Linked DNA regions of Homo sapiens: region 2 is linked to region 1. The links are chromatin contacts, found by Hi-C or POLR2A ChIA-PET in ENCODE. All regions are on one chromosome and are shown on one strand. Each heading gives the region's core, a stretch centred on a gene start or an enhancer-like site at or near the end of the contact. The rest is flanking DNA. Distances are from core to core; before and after follow the strand shown. Region 1 overlaps GSAP (gamma-secretase activating protein). Region 2 overlaps CCDC146 (coiled-coil domain containing 146).

Evidence for each region. Hi-C counts contacts between places; a loop is a spot of excess contacts on that map. ChIA-PET counts read pairs that join two places held with the same protein, here RNA polymerase II (POLR2A). Pooled maps may share reads with other maps.
Region 2: a map with no recorded cell type shows a loop between it and region 1 (4-fold over the local background). The contact joins two enhancer-like sites. A Hi-C loop is called at or near these places in 1 of 37 single-sample maps with no recorded cell type and 9 of 50 pooled maps. POLR2A ChIA-PET finds 5 or more read pairs at or near these places in 3 of 52 experiments (OCI-LY7, activated naive CD4-positive, alpha-beta T cell and endothelial cell of umbilical vein).

What each region holds. Positions count from the first base shown.
Region 1 is chr7:77,349,870-77,356,949 of GRCh38, reverse strand. It overlaps GSAP (gamma-secretase activating protein), which reads left to right. Exons shown (of 31, transcript NM_017439.4): 15 at 1,303-1,395; 16 at 1,520-1,737; 17 at 3,309-3,378; 18 at 3,924-4,006. Among named protein-coding and RNA genes, the nearest start is that of GSAP, 63 kb to the left of the region's middle. Within about 2 kb of position 5,294, at least 13 of the 41 ENCODE cell types and tissues checked have a DNase peak (open chromatin) inside an H3K27ac peak, as active enhancers do.
Region 2 is chr7:77,267,201-77,274,032 of GRCh38, reverse strand. CCDC146 (coiled-coil domain containing 146) reads right to left here. Exons shown (of 19, transcript NM_020879.3): 10 at 244-339. All of the region lies in intron 2 of LOC102723791 (a long non-coding RNA gene), which reads left to right. Among named protein-coding and RNA genes, the nearest start is that of CCDC146-AS1, 22 kb to the right of the region's middle. RefSeq lists a silencer at 2,257-2,439. Within about 2 kb of position 4,197, at least 6 of the 41 ENCODE cell types and tissues checked have a DNase peak (open chromatin) inside an H3K27ac peak, as active enhancers do.

The DNA of each region.
Region 1 (7,080 bases), core at 4,045-6,544:
CTAAGCACTTTAGCATCATTTAATCCACGTTGACTGAAAGGACACTTGTAAGTCAACTGGTTTGAGTTCTATATCCTCTTCCCTTTCCACAGAACGCCTTCTATGCAAATGATTAGCATGTGTTCCTTCACTTCTTAGGAAAAGGAGTCTAGCTGGCTCACTTATAATCTAAATGTTTCATCTATATAAAATTACTACTGTGTGAATTTCTGTTTTCTAAGATCCTAGAAAAAGTATTGGCAAGGGCTACTTCCACCCTTCCATTCTCCAGAAACCTATTTTTTATACCTTGTCTCCATCTGAGTACAAATGTTCTTGATTCAAAAATATCTAGTGCAGGGACTGAAGGTGTGAATTCTAGTCAGCTTGATATGCAAGGAAATAAATTAGTACTTCACAAAGTGTCAATGTGTCTGCAGAGATTATTCTGATGAATATCGATTTAAAGGTTCTCTAAACAAAATGCTCCTGCTACTGATGATGATAATGATGATCACTGGACAAACATGGGCAACAAAATTTTAGAGCTTCCCGAAACTGGCAGAAATTATGAAGAAAATTCCCAATATAGGCTATTTCCAGCTTATCAAATTAAGGAATAATTCGTGTTGCTTGATATTTTTATTCTAATTTGCTCTGAGATCATTTAGATTCACATAAAGCCACAAATCACTTAGAAACAAAACTGCAGGTATAAATTAAGATAACCATAGCTAAATATCTGAAGAAAATTAGCCAAAGATGGAAATAAATGAGGTTTACCTAGTAAGAGAAATGTGGCTGGGTGTGGTGGCTCATGCTTGTAATCCCAGCATTTGGGGAGGCTGAGGCAGGAGGATTGCTCAAGCCCAGGAGTTCAAGACCAGCCTGGGCAACATGCCTGTAATCCCAGCACTTTGGGAGGCCGAGGCAGGAGGATTGCTTGAGCCCAGGAGTTCAAGACCAGCCTGGGCAACATGGTGAGACTCCATCTCTATAAAAATAGAAAATATTAGTGGGGTGTTGTGGGCACAGTCCTGTAGTCCCAGCTACTTGGGAGGCTGAGGTGGGGAGGATCACTTGAGCCCAGGAGTTTGAGGCTGCAGTGGGCCGACATCACACCACCGCTACTCCAGCCTGGGTGACAGAGTCAGACCCTGTCTTAAAAAAAAAAAAAAAAAAACGGGCTGTCATTAGATAGCTTATTACATTGGTAAAACTTTTGCCTTTTGAGATATTCAGAGACAAGCAGGGATAATGTGACATTCTGTACCTGTGCAGCTTTTACCACATGTAGATGATGTAAATCTTTCTCTTCTATAGACTATTATGTGGCTGTTTACTTACCTGGTCATTTCTTCCACCTACTTAATGTTCAACATCCAGACCTGATCTGCCACAATCTCTTTCTGACAGGTACGGCTATAGTTTTTCTCTTGTAGAGGTGGCCCATTTGAGTTTGTTTTGACTTTAATATCTATGTTTGGGTGAAAGGAGTTTCTTCTATTTGCTGATCTACTGTTTTTTTTTTTTTTGCCAGGAAATAATGAAATGATTGATATGCTACCTCATTGCCCTTTACAGTCATTGTCAGGGTCCCTGGTATTGGATTGTTGTTCTGGAAAGCTCTATAGAGCACTGCTCAGCCAGTCGTCTTTATTACAGCTTCTGCAGAACACTTGCTTAGACTGTGAGAAGATGGCTGCGTTGCACTGCGCGCTCTACTGCGGTCAAGGTGCGCAGTTCCTGGAAGCCCAGGTGAGAAGATAGCTCATGTTTTAAAATGGGCAGATAGACGACACTGAACATATTTATTTTGTGGTTGAAAATGGTCAGGAGTTATTTTTATTTAGTAACAATTAATTGAGGTGTGTGGCCTTGCTGCTGACATCGTCATCTTTTGCGCTGCTTTTTTATGGATCCCTACCAGGTCTCACACTCAGGGTGTTTCTGTTCTTTTGGGTACCCCCTTTTCCATATTGGGAATAAAAGTTTAGCTATGTCAGTAATATTTCAATGAAGAGCTCAGTAAATAATGCGTTTCTTAAATATCTACTTTTTCTCCTGGTCTGTATTTGATCTATAATTATCAAAAGGACTAAAATCTGGTGGCAGATATTTATTACATTTGTAATAAAAATAGCTTACATTTGTATTTCACATTAGAGTTTATTAAGTACTTCCACGTGCATTCTGTGTTATTTTACAGCTATCCTGTGAAGTCAGAAAAATCTCTTTATCAGATGTGGTTAAGATCAAAGAGTGGCTGGTTAACTACAAAAAAAAAAAAAAAGACATTAGACGTTTTATTTTAACCTGAAACATAACAATGTACATTATTCACCCATGTTTTGACTCAAGCCTTTCTTTGTGCATCTGCTAATTGAAGTTCAACATCATTTTTCATGCATAAAAGCACTAGTAATGAGTTACCTCTAACTTCCTGTTACTTTTTAAAAATTTTTATTTCTAAGGATATAGTAATTTAAAGACCCTTACAAAGCAAGCTGTGTATACCAGGCATTTTTTACCCAATCTTTTTTAGTTGTTTCCCCTAAACCTAATTTTCTAGTGTTTTAGAGACATGCCTTTGACTCTTTACAAAGCATTCAACTTTTACTGACCCAATGACACTCTCTGCATCCACATTTTACTTGTCGATAGTAATATCGTATTACCTAATTTTGAAAATAAGTACAATAACATAAATCGGTTTTGAATTAAACAGCTTACTGGTAGGAGCAGAAGTGCAAGTGTGCACCATGGTTAGGCGTGCCTTATAATATCTGTCAGTGCTGAGATGGAAAACATTCCTCTAGCAGGTGAGGATGATTATGGAGATGAGCGAGTTGATGGTATAGCAGGGATTATCCCTCCCTCAGGAGGCAGTACAGTGATGCTCACAAAGGTTAACTGGTGTGTCCGTATTCACACCCAGGACCCAGCTGGAATTCACACCCAGCTCTGCTGCCCTCAAGCCTAGTGGTTTTGTTTTTCTTTTTTTCCTGTATCCCACGGCTCTTTCCACTGGTGCTTTGCTATAACATGACCTATTCTTGCACAAACGTTAGGTTGAGGAACGTTTATTTGGTTTCCAGCCAAGGAGATTTATTAAAAAGATGTATAAAAAGGATCTCACTTATAAAATACCGTTTTACCTACCCAGAATTGCATTATGTATCTTGAAGATAGTATAGAAGTGAGTATATTCTTAGGCAATTCTAAAATAGGTATAGAATGCAAAAGATTCATGTATATTTGTACTTCTTTGGTAGTGGAGGCAGAGAGCAGATTTAAATACCAACAGAGTTCTGTCTGACTTTTTAAAGATTATTCAGTGGATTTCTGAGAATGTCTCTGCCTGCCATTCATTTGACCTCATTCAGGAATTTATAATTGGTAAGTGTTGCTGATGTTGCAGCTTAAGTTGAATACTTGACCTTTTTGCTTGAGGGAAAGCAGTAAATTGATAGTGAATGCCTCAACCTGTCCAAATGCTACTTTGGAGCACATTAAAAAAAAAAAACAAAACTCTATCGGAGTCAGCAGCTAATTAAATTTCATTCTCTTGTGGTTTTCTAAGAAACTATGGCTGTACAGAGATTGATGAGATACAAGATAGGATCTTGATTCTATAACCTTATTAGTGATTTTTTTTTCCAGTAAGATGTAACTTTCTTAGCCCAGTTTTGTGTTGGCTGGTTTCGTATGAAATGATATAATGTCATTTGGGTAGATATGGTACTAAGTTATTCTTCTCATTGTAAAAAGCAGAACCTGAACATTTTAGTCAGTAGATAAAATCATGATGGTTACCGTTTTGAGGATGAGGGATAAGACAATGAAAACTTTGTTGGTTTGCGTGTTTTGGTTGCATTACAATGCTGTCATCATCTTATTAAACCACATCTTTTTTCCCCCTGTTTCAAAAAAAATCTACTCAGCTTCTTCATACTGGAGTGTATATTCAGAGACAAGTAACATGGACAAACTATTGCCACATTCCTCAGTGCTCACTTGGAATACAGTAAGTTAACACTGTGTATGCTGTATGCAAATAAAATCAATTCACAGTTGTGGGTCAGTTGTTGGACACCTCTCTTATAGCCATCAAGGTCGTGATTTCACTACTGTTTTGACTGATAAAGAACTCAGTTGAATTTTTTTTGGCAGAAAAGTAATAGCAAATCCCTGCTATTGGCCAAAAGTATTTGTATAAAAACAGTAAAACCAAAGGAGCAGGTACACAGGGTATTTATTATTCTTCCTATTACCAGGCAGAACTAAACCTCTATCATGGTATTTTTATTTTCTAAGTGACTAGAGTGGATTAAAATATGTACTGAGTTTTTATAAGTGAGGAATGGGTGGATTGCTGCTATCATACTTGGTAGATAAGGACCTTCACGACCCCTTTTTCCAGCCCCATTAAAAAGTCTGTAATAACTCTAGAGCTTCAGGATCAGTAAAAGTCAGCAATCTTAGGCACATTCACCCCAAATGACTTTTTCTCCCTGTCGGTTCTGACTCCCTCCTTTTAAATTAGGATGTGCTGAGCTAAAACACTGCTCATTTTCTCTTGAATATGGTACAGTAGACAGAGCTTTGCTGGCCCAGCAAGTGAAAACCGTACATAGGCTGTGCCTGAAAAAGTTCTGCCTCATGTTTCTTATTTAGATATTAGAACTACATGCTTGCTTTTGAGGCAGAAGTTTATATCAAAAAGGTACTTAGAAAAATAAATTGAATTTAAATAACACAGTCATAGGAAAATATGTACTAGAGTAAATGGTGACACTTTATGTTTAGACCCTGTCTAAATATAGTCCTTAAAAAAGATGTATCAAGTGTGTTTGATTAATTTCTAAATTTTTGGTATGCACAGTGGCAGTGCTTTCCTAAAGGCCTTTTCTTTGTCTTTTACTGTCGTGGTTATTAGACTTTTATGCCCCACCTTAGAATTTAAGGGAAAGAAAGGCCTGAACTTGTTCCCTCTCTAGGCACCCACGTTTTTCTTTTGGAACACATGTGAATAGACATGCAGACCCTGTGGTCACATGGCAGGAAGTCTGCAGGTTACACCACCCCAGAGTCAGGAAATGCACATCTCCGCTCCCTCCCTTACCAACCCCCTGCTGTTATGTCCTGTGTTCAAAGTGTCCAGGAGGCAGCTGGGACCACTGGTTCCCAGGGTTGTGTTAAAAGACTGAGCCACATGTTAATTGGATGTGGTGTGAGAATATCACCCTGAGGGTAACGCTTCCCTTTTGCACTTCTCAAGATTGTGCAGGGTGGAGCAGCTATTGTGGACACGCACAGGGTGACATCAGGAAGTCCAAGAAGAGCGATATAAAGAAACCTGTGGTTATAACCTCCCTGTACTGAACTAATCTTGGGGTTTGCCATGTTGCTTTAAACTTCTTGTGGTTGGACTAGGTTACCTTAAAGGTCTCTTCTAATCTTGAAAATCTATCAGTCTATGCTTATCATTAGCTGTGATGCAAATCATTTATTTTTCTCTTATCTGCAAATGTTCTTAATGCTACAACCTTAATAAAAAGTTTCCACAGGCGAAAACATGGATTTCACATTTTTGTAGGAGACAACTGACTTGGATTTTTTAAGATAATAGAAAATGTGATGCCCTTACACATAGATAATCCTGAATTATGTTTTGCAAACAACTATACCTCTTTTAAAATGCTATTTATAACCAAAACTGTAATGAAATTTTAATTTTTTTTGAGGTATCCTCTGTAGTGATAAATGAAGCACACAATAGATTCTTATCACGGCTTTCAACTGTCACATTGAAGAACTTAGTTGTTTGCATGTTCTGAAAACTTATTTCTCTGTCCCCATGATACCCTTTTTTACAGGAATATTCTATATCAGTAAAATCTCGGTCATTTAAATTATAGACAAATATCAATTTTTATTTCTACATTACATCTCCTAAAATATTTTCTTATATACTTATCTACTTTTTTTTAAGGAAATGAAAGCTGATTTGACCAGATGAGAGGCTAATTACATAATTAACATACAGATACACTTTTCAAAATAATAGTGAATAAAAGGCAATCTTGAAAGTTTATCCTTTTATTAAATTTCTGTTTTAACACTCACTAGTTAGCAGAATGCTATCATTTGCCCTTCTTGAAATGAATTGTTCACCTTTCAGATTTGCCATGATGATAGCACTGCAGAAACTCTTTTTTTTCTTTGGAGACGGAGTCTTGCTCTGTCGTCCAGTCTGGAGTGCAATGGTGCAGTCTCAGCTCACTGCAACCTCCATCTCCCAGGTTCAAGTGATTGTCCTGCCTCAGCCTCCTGAGTAGCTGGAAATACAGGCGCCTGCCACCATGGCTGGCTAATTTTTTTTTTTTTTTTTTTTTAGTAGAGCGGGGTTTCACCATGTTGGCCAGGTCGGTCTCAAACTCTTGATCTAAAGTGATCTGCCAGCCTTGGCCTCCCAAAGTTCTGGGATTACAGGCGCGAGCCACTGCACCTGGCTGCTGCAGAAACTTTTTTTTTTTTTTTAATTATTATACTTTAAGTTTTAGGGTACATGTGCACAATGTGCAGGTTAGTTACATATGTATACATGTGCCATGCTGGTGTGCTGCACCCATTAACTCGTCATTTAGCATTAGGTATATCTCCTAATGCTATCCCTCCCCCCTCCCCCCACCCCACAACAGTCCCCAGAGTGTGATGTTCCCCTTCCTGTGTCCGTGTGTTCTCATTGTTCAGTTCCCATCTATGAGTGAGAACATGCAGTGTTTGGTTTTTTGTCCTTGCGATAGTTTACTGAGAATGATGATTTCCAATTTCATCCATGTCCCTACAAAGGACATGAACTCATCATTTTTTATGGCTGCATAGTATTCCATGGTGTTGTATATGTGCCACATTTTCTTAATCCAGTCTATCATTGTTGGACATTTGGGTTGGTTCCAAGTCTTTGCTATTGTGAATAATGCCGCAATAAACATACGTGTGCATGTGTCTTTATAGCAGCATGATTTATAGTCCTTTGGGTATGGGGGGCTCCTACCTCTGAAATTACAGAGGACAATGAGGTACAGAAAAATTACC
Region 2 (6,832 bases), core at 2,948-5,447, 82 kb after region 1:
AACAGCCCATAATTTAAAAATCTCATTCCTTTGAATACTTTTTGCGGTTCAAACATATTCTTTTTTCTCAAATTTAGTGTAGGATTGGAGTGGACTTTGAGATGAAGAAATATGCCCACATGAAGCAGGATCATACTCTCTTTGATGACTCTCTTATTGATAAGGTTTTGTGGAGCACAGTTAAAAGCACAACTTTGTATGAACGCTTCTTAGATAGAAGCTTAAATGAGCATTGATATTAACCTGTTGGGCCAAATTCCTCTTAGCTACTTCAACTTCCTTGTGAAGCTCTCGCCTTCTCTCAGATAATGTAGAATCATCTTTGGGGATAGCTTCCATCTGGAAATCAAAATTTAAAAACATGCATTTATGTAAGAAATAAATCTTTGGGAGGCTGAGGCAGAGAATTGCTTGAACCCGGGAGGCAGAAGTTGCAGTGAGCTGAGATCGTGCCACTGCACTCCAGCCTGGGTGACAGAGTGAGACTCTGTCTGAAAATAAATAAATAAATAAATAAATAAATAAAATTCACTGCTGTGTAGTCAACCTCATCACACACTTTTTGAAAATGCTGAGCAAATCACGAATCTCAATCTTATAAGAACTTCCCTTTATGCCAAATATTCTTTATAAGCCATGGCAAATTAAAATATGAAGACCTGCCAAAAATCTATAATTTGCCAGCTGCAAATGTTTATTATTTAGAAATAAATCTTACTAATAGCTAACATTTATTGAACATAAACCAAGTGTCCAGCAAGGTTCTAAATGCCTGTGTATACGATCTTATTTCATCATTACAATACCCCTCATGAGGTGGGGAATATTTTCTCCAATTGTACAGATGAAGAGAATGAGGCACAAACACATTTAAGCAACTTGCCTCAATGGTGCAGGTGTAAACCCAGGGAGGTAGACTTGGAACCCATGATCTGCCTAACTCATCTAACTCATGACCCAGCACTTTGGAGACATGAATATACTATGACTATTCAAATTATAGTTATTATAAAATGTGAGTACATTTATGAAATTGTATAGGATAAAGAAAAATATGTAATTTATTAATAATAGTGGGGATAGTTTGCTACTTATATATAGTCATTTGATTAGTAGCTGGAAATTTCTTACACAAAAGAAAAGCCTCAACTTTTTGGTTGATACCTAAAATTTCACCATTACATTTCTGTTGTAACGGCTTGCACTTTTCTCCTGTGTTGACGTACTTTAGGGAAAAGGCAAATCTCACTCTTTAAGTCTTTGTTGCCCTATTAGGAATGAGCTTGTCAGATTCTTTGTGATGAAGACGAGAGTAGAGAGGAGGACATGTGGCAGCTGATGGGGAAAGGGTACCATTCAAGGCTACAGGGAGGGTCATCTTGGGGTGCTTCCAGCCTACTTGACTTAGAGCAAGTTTAGAGTTGGCTATTTACACCAAAAGCTCATGACTCCAATCTGATGTGGTTCAGTTCCTACTGTGACAGCACACACTTGTAGGCCCTAAGGTTGAATAATGGCCAAAATTTAGACCCAAGAAAGGAATATCACACTGTCTAGTGATTTGAAGGTTACTTAACAGGATCTTTTTGAGGATCATGCTGCTATGTTAAAGTCACTAAAGTGTGTCTTTGGATGCCCCATCATCCATGAATCAGGGTATCTTCAGTAGCACCTTCTGTACCCTCAGGTGTCCATGTCCTGCTTTTCCATTGGGTCTCCTACCCTGGAGCACTAGCTCTTGAGATGCACACACTGGACTTAGGAAAACGAGATGTGGTCTTGTGAAACATGTCTGACAATATACAGAATGTTGTGGGCTTAACAAACATAAAATTGCTATAGCAGATCAGAAAAGGGAGAACTCAGTATAGAATTGAATAATTGGGAAAGCCTTCCTGGAAGATGTGAATATTCATCAAGGAAGTGTTGATTTCTCCTTTAGGAAAGTCAAGTTAAGACCTCCTGGATAGAGGAACTCCAGCAAACATCCTGGGTCCCTGTCTGATTCTCTGCTACAGGTGTGCCTGGAGTGGGCTGTCCTCATGCTCAGCTCCCGGGTGTCGGCAGATGTAAACGTGAATAACAGGGCCCAGGAACCCTTATGAGGTTTCGACAGAAAATATGATGAGAACACACTCACTAGCTACTATGTCAACTAAAGGCTCTCGACAGATTTTTCTGGCTTGAGGTCTAGACACTTTGGTTATTTCCAATATTTTGAAACACAAACAATACTTCAATAAATTGTATTCATTTTTGAACTCTGGCTACTGCTTCTCTGATACCATTTTAAATTCTCTGTAAAGCCCAGCTCTCTAGTTTCAGGCAGGAATTAGGTAGGCTTGGCTTGTGGAAGAGGTGACATGATAAGCCATTGGTAGCAGAGCCTCCTGGTTGCCTAGCCAATAGCTACCCTCCACCTTGATCTTAGCAACTCTATTAGTCAGGGTTCTTTGTATCTCCATATATATATATATATATATATATATATATATATATATATATATATATATATATATCTCCTATTAGTGTGTGTGTATATATATATATATAAAATAAAAAGGGGAGTTTATTAAGTATTAACTCACAGGATCACAGGGTCCCACAATAGGCCATCTGCAAGCTGAGGAGGAAGGAAAGCCAGTCTGAGTCCCAAAACTGAAGAAACTTGGAGTCCGATGTTCGAGGGCAGGAAGGGTCCAGCACGGGAGAAAGATGTAGGCTGGGAGGCTAGGCCGGTCTCTCATTCACATTTTTCTGCCTGTTTATAGTCTAGCCACACCGGCAGCTGATTAGATTGTGCCCACCCAGATTAAGGGTGGGTCTGCTTTCCCCAGCCCACTGACTCAAAGGTTCATCTCCTTTGGCAACACCTTCACAGACACACCCAGGATCAATACTTTGTATCCTTCAAGCCAATCAAATTGACATTTAGTATTAACCACGACAGCAACAGAATGCTGTTTTTTTTTTTTTTTTTCCAGAGCTGCAATGTATCCAGGAGTCCTCACACTTCTTTGCAGCTGGGGGTGCCCATATGAGCTAAGACAAGCCAATGAAATGTAAGTGGAAGTCTGTGAGGAGGGGTCCTGGGAAAGTGGCTGTTTTCCTGTTAAAAGGAGCTGGCCAAGCCAGCAATCATTTATGTCTTTTGCTCGTTGCCCTTCCTCCTCCTTTTGCCAGTTTATGCTTAAGGTGGAATAGCCATTTTCTGACCATGGAGAAACAATGTACACACTAAGGTTGACTGAAAGGGGAGCTAAAAGGATCCTAGACTTTTCATTATGTGAAATAACCGGTTGTGCCTACCTGTGCTCTTTTTATTAAGTGAGTAAAACAACTCCCTATTTAGCAAAATCATTATAGTTGAGTTTCTATTACTCATTGAGGCCAAATTGCAAACCTAACCTAATAGGTGTTTCTCTTGAAAGGAAACCTTCCCAAGGTAATCTGGAAAATAGGCTGGAGTTAGACTGAAGTCTCCATTAATGTGGGAGGAAAATAACTATCAAGTATCAAAGTTCTAACTACATGGTCTGGAGTTACTTGAGATATTTTCCATTTCTTTTGAGCCCCAAACTGCATATATCAGGTTTTGTAAGCTTATGATAGTTCTTTTAGTTTTTATAGTGTAGCATTTCACATTTAAAAATGTATTTATTGTGATTGTGACCAAACAACAGAAATGTGTAAAGTAAAAAAAAAAAAAAAATCTGCTTCCTACCTCTGCTGCTTCAAGTACTACTCCCCAGGAGTCACTATTAATAGTTTTGGTGTCTGTTCTTCCAGGCATTTTCAATGCATGAATAATCATCGGTAACTTTCATAAAAGTTAAGAAATTAGACATTACTTGTTGCTGTAAATATCCCAATTATTTGATATCAGTGAACCTCAGCTTAACACTTTGATATTTTTCTAAAGCATTCCAACCTTTCATGAGGCTTGTACCTTGAGTTTCTGGGAGAGTCTCTATGTACAAGTCAAACGCCATAGGAGAATCAAACAACTGTCTCTGGGGGGAAATACATTCTGAAGAATAGCTAGAGCTCTTCATGTTTACCTTTTATCTCTTTTAGTTTTGGATTGCATGCAAGTCTGAAAAAATGTTCACTTGGGCTGGGAGTGCCTGGCCTGACCCACTCCTGTTTTCAAGTACTGCCAGCTGTGGGCAGTGGCTGGGCTAATTATAAATCACAGGGTCAAAGAGGAAGTTAGTCTCTCACTGAAACTGTACTAGAACAAAACCAGATTTTTCTTAAAATCAACAAAGGAAAAGGATTCTAATACACTTTAATTTCTGTTAGTTTTATATTCTATGGGTGCTTAGTTTTATATTCAATGGGTGCTATTTTGTGGACTTAATAGCTAGTAGTGTCATAATATAAATAGCTTTTATAATATTTGTTAAAATCTGAACAACTTGTGCGCATTCCACTGCAAACTCCTCTTCGGTCAAAGGCCATGCCTCACATATTTTGTGTCCAGTCAGATCAAACTACAGTGACAAGCCTCACCATCACAGACAGCTTCCAATTAGATTTATAGCAGCCCATGCTTAAATATAAGCAGATAGCCAAGAATTACCATATATTGGAGGAAAGTTTCTAAAAAGAAAGAGACAAAAACAAAAAAAGAAAAATACAGAAAAAACACGGAGAAAAAGTCTTATTTAGGAAAAGAAGAAGAAAAAGAAACCATCATTAATAGCCTCAATGAGATAAGAGATTAAAGATACTATGAAAAAGAAACATCCAGAGAACAAAGAGAGCACAAGGAAATATAAAGTATGATAGCATAATGAAAGAGTAGAAGGGTTGAAAGGAAAACTTGAGGAAATTTCTCTTTTAGCAAGTCAAATGACAAAAAAGAAAGGAAAATAAAAGAAAAAAGAAAATTAGAGGACTGTTTTAGAAGGTCCAACATCTGCGTAAAAGGAATCCAAGACAGAATAGAGAAAATCAAATGGACAAAATTAAATAATCCAAGACAAAGTATCAGAACTTTGGAAGGACATATACTTCCATAGACAGAGAACCCATTCAGTGCCCCACACGATGGATACAATGGGAACATCATTGTAAAATGTAAAAATTCTGGAGGCAAGTAAGAGATCCTACAAATTTCCCAGCATGGAAAAAAAAATGGCTTCAAATAAAGGATCAATATTTAGAATGACATCAAATCTTCTTCATAGTGAAGCTAGAAGGCAGTTAATCTAATGCCTTTTTCCTGAGGGAAAATGATTTCCAACCTAAAATTCCATATCCAATTAAAGCACTAATTGTCTGTATGGCTAGTGTGAGGGTAAAATATTTTTTAGCATGCAAGGTCTTCTGACATACAATTTCCAACACACAAAGTCTTAAACAATTACTTTTTCACTAACATTTTTCTCATGAAGCTACTGGAAGGCATGTCCCCTCCTCCAAAAGGGGGTAAGCTAAGAGAATAAAATAGATGAGACCCATGAAATAGAGTCGGAAGAGAGGTGAAGGGCATCAGCAAGATGATGGAGTAAGGCTCCTAGAATGAGAGCAGTGCAGTAAGCACATACAGAAATGGACTACTTTGGAACAAGTCAGAAGGCTGAGAAAGAAAAAGGCAGCCCCTGGTATCCAGGAGCAGAACTGGTACTCATAGGTAGGCCTTGGTATTCCCCTGTTGAACATAAACAATTGCCCAGAACATCAACTTCAGACAAAGCCCCTCTGTAATCATGATGGATCAGGACAAAAACAAGGCCACTCCATAACTGTATTTGAACATAGACAAAAACATGAACATTGTCCAAGCCACAAAATACCATAAATTCCCCTTGTATAGCTTTGTTTAACAATCACAGTTTTGGTCTCCATCTAATCTTTTCTTTTTCTAGGTAAAATTTAAGATACTCTACCACAGAATTACTCTCATTTCCTGAGAACATCCTAATTCAGGGCAAAGTCCCATTTCTTTAAACCGTTCCTCAAGTCACATGACACATATCCTGTAAGTCCTTTCTAATACCCTCTATTGAGACTCCCTACAATTCTCCATGGCGTGTGTTCTCCCTTGCTGCAATATGTAATAAACTCAGCGCATTCAACTGCTGATGTATTCCTGTTAGTCTTTGGCTAGAGGTCATTGATGAGGCTTAGAAGAGATTTCTTCAAGAAGAGTAAATGAATAGGCCATCAAATGTGTTTTAATATACTGAGAGGAGATTTATATAATTGGAGAAGAATTTGGGATTGAACTGATAAGCACACCGAAAACTATAAAAGTGTAAAAACAGGATGTTTATAAATTCCTGGGAACACAAAATTTTGTAAGGGTAATTATATAATATCACATGGCTCAGGCACGAATAGCCTTTATATGTTCATAATAATAACAAATTCTGAACTAATCAAAATTATGACATGAGAATACCGTGTATACAGAGGGACAAGAAATGTATTTGTGATGAACAGGGGTCTAAAGAGGGCTGAATCCTCATCTTTTATAGTGATTAAAAAAAAAAAAAAGATCAAGTCTACAACTGAAAACTCAAGTAGCAGCATCATAAGCATGTTACTTGGGGTATGAAGATATACCAAAAGAACTGGCTGAAGAAACAGCGCTTGATTAGGAAGATGACTTGATTAGGAATGGGAAATACATGGACAAACTTTCTATGCCTGGGGCAGACATCACCAATCAACTACAGAGCTTCTATCTGACAAGTCAGCACTGGGCCTCAGAATCCTTTGCAATATTGGGCCAGGCGCGATGGCTCACACCTGTAATCCCAGCACTTTGGGAGGCCGAGGCAGGTGGATCACCTGAGGTCAGGAGTTTGAGACTAGCCTG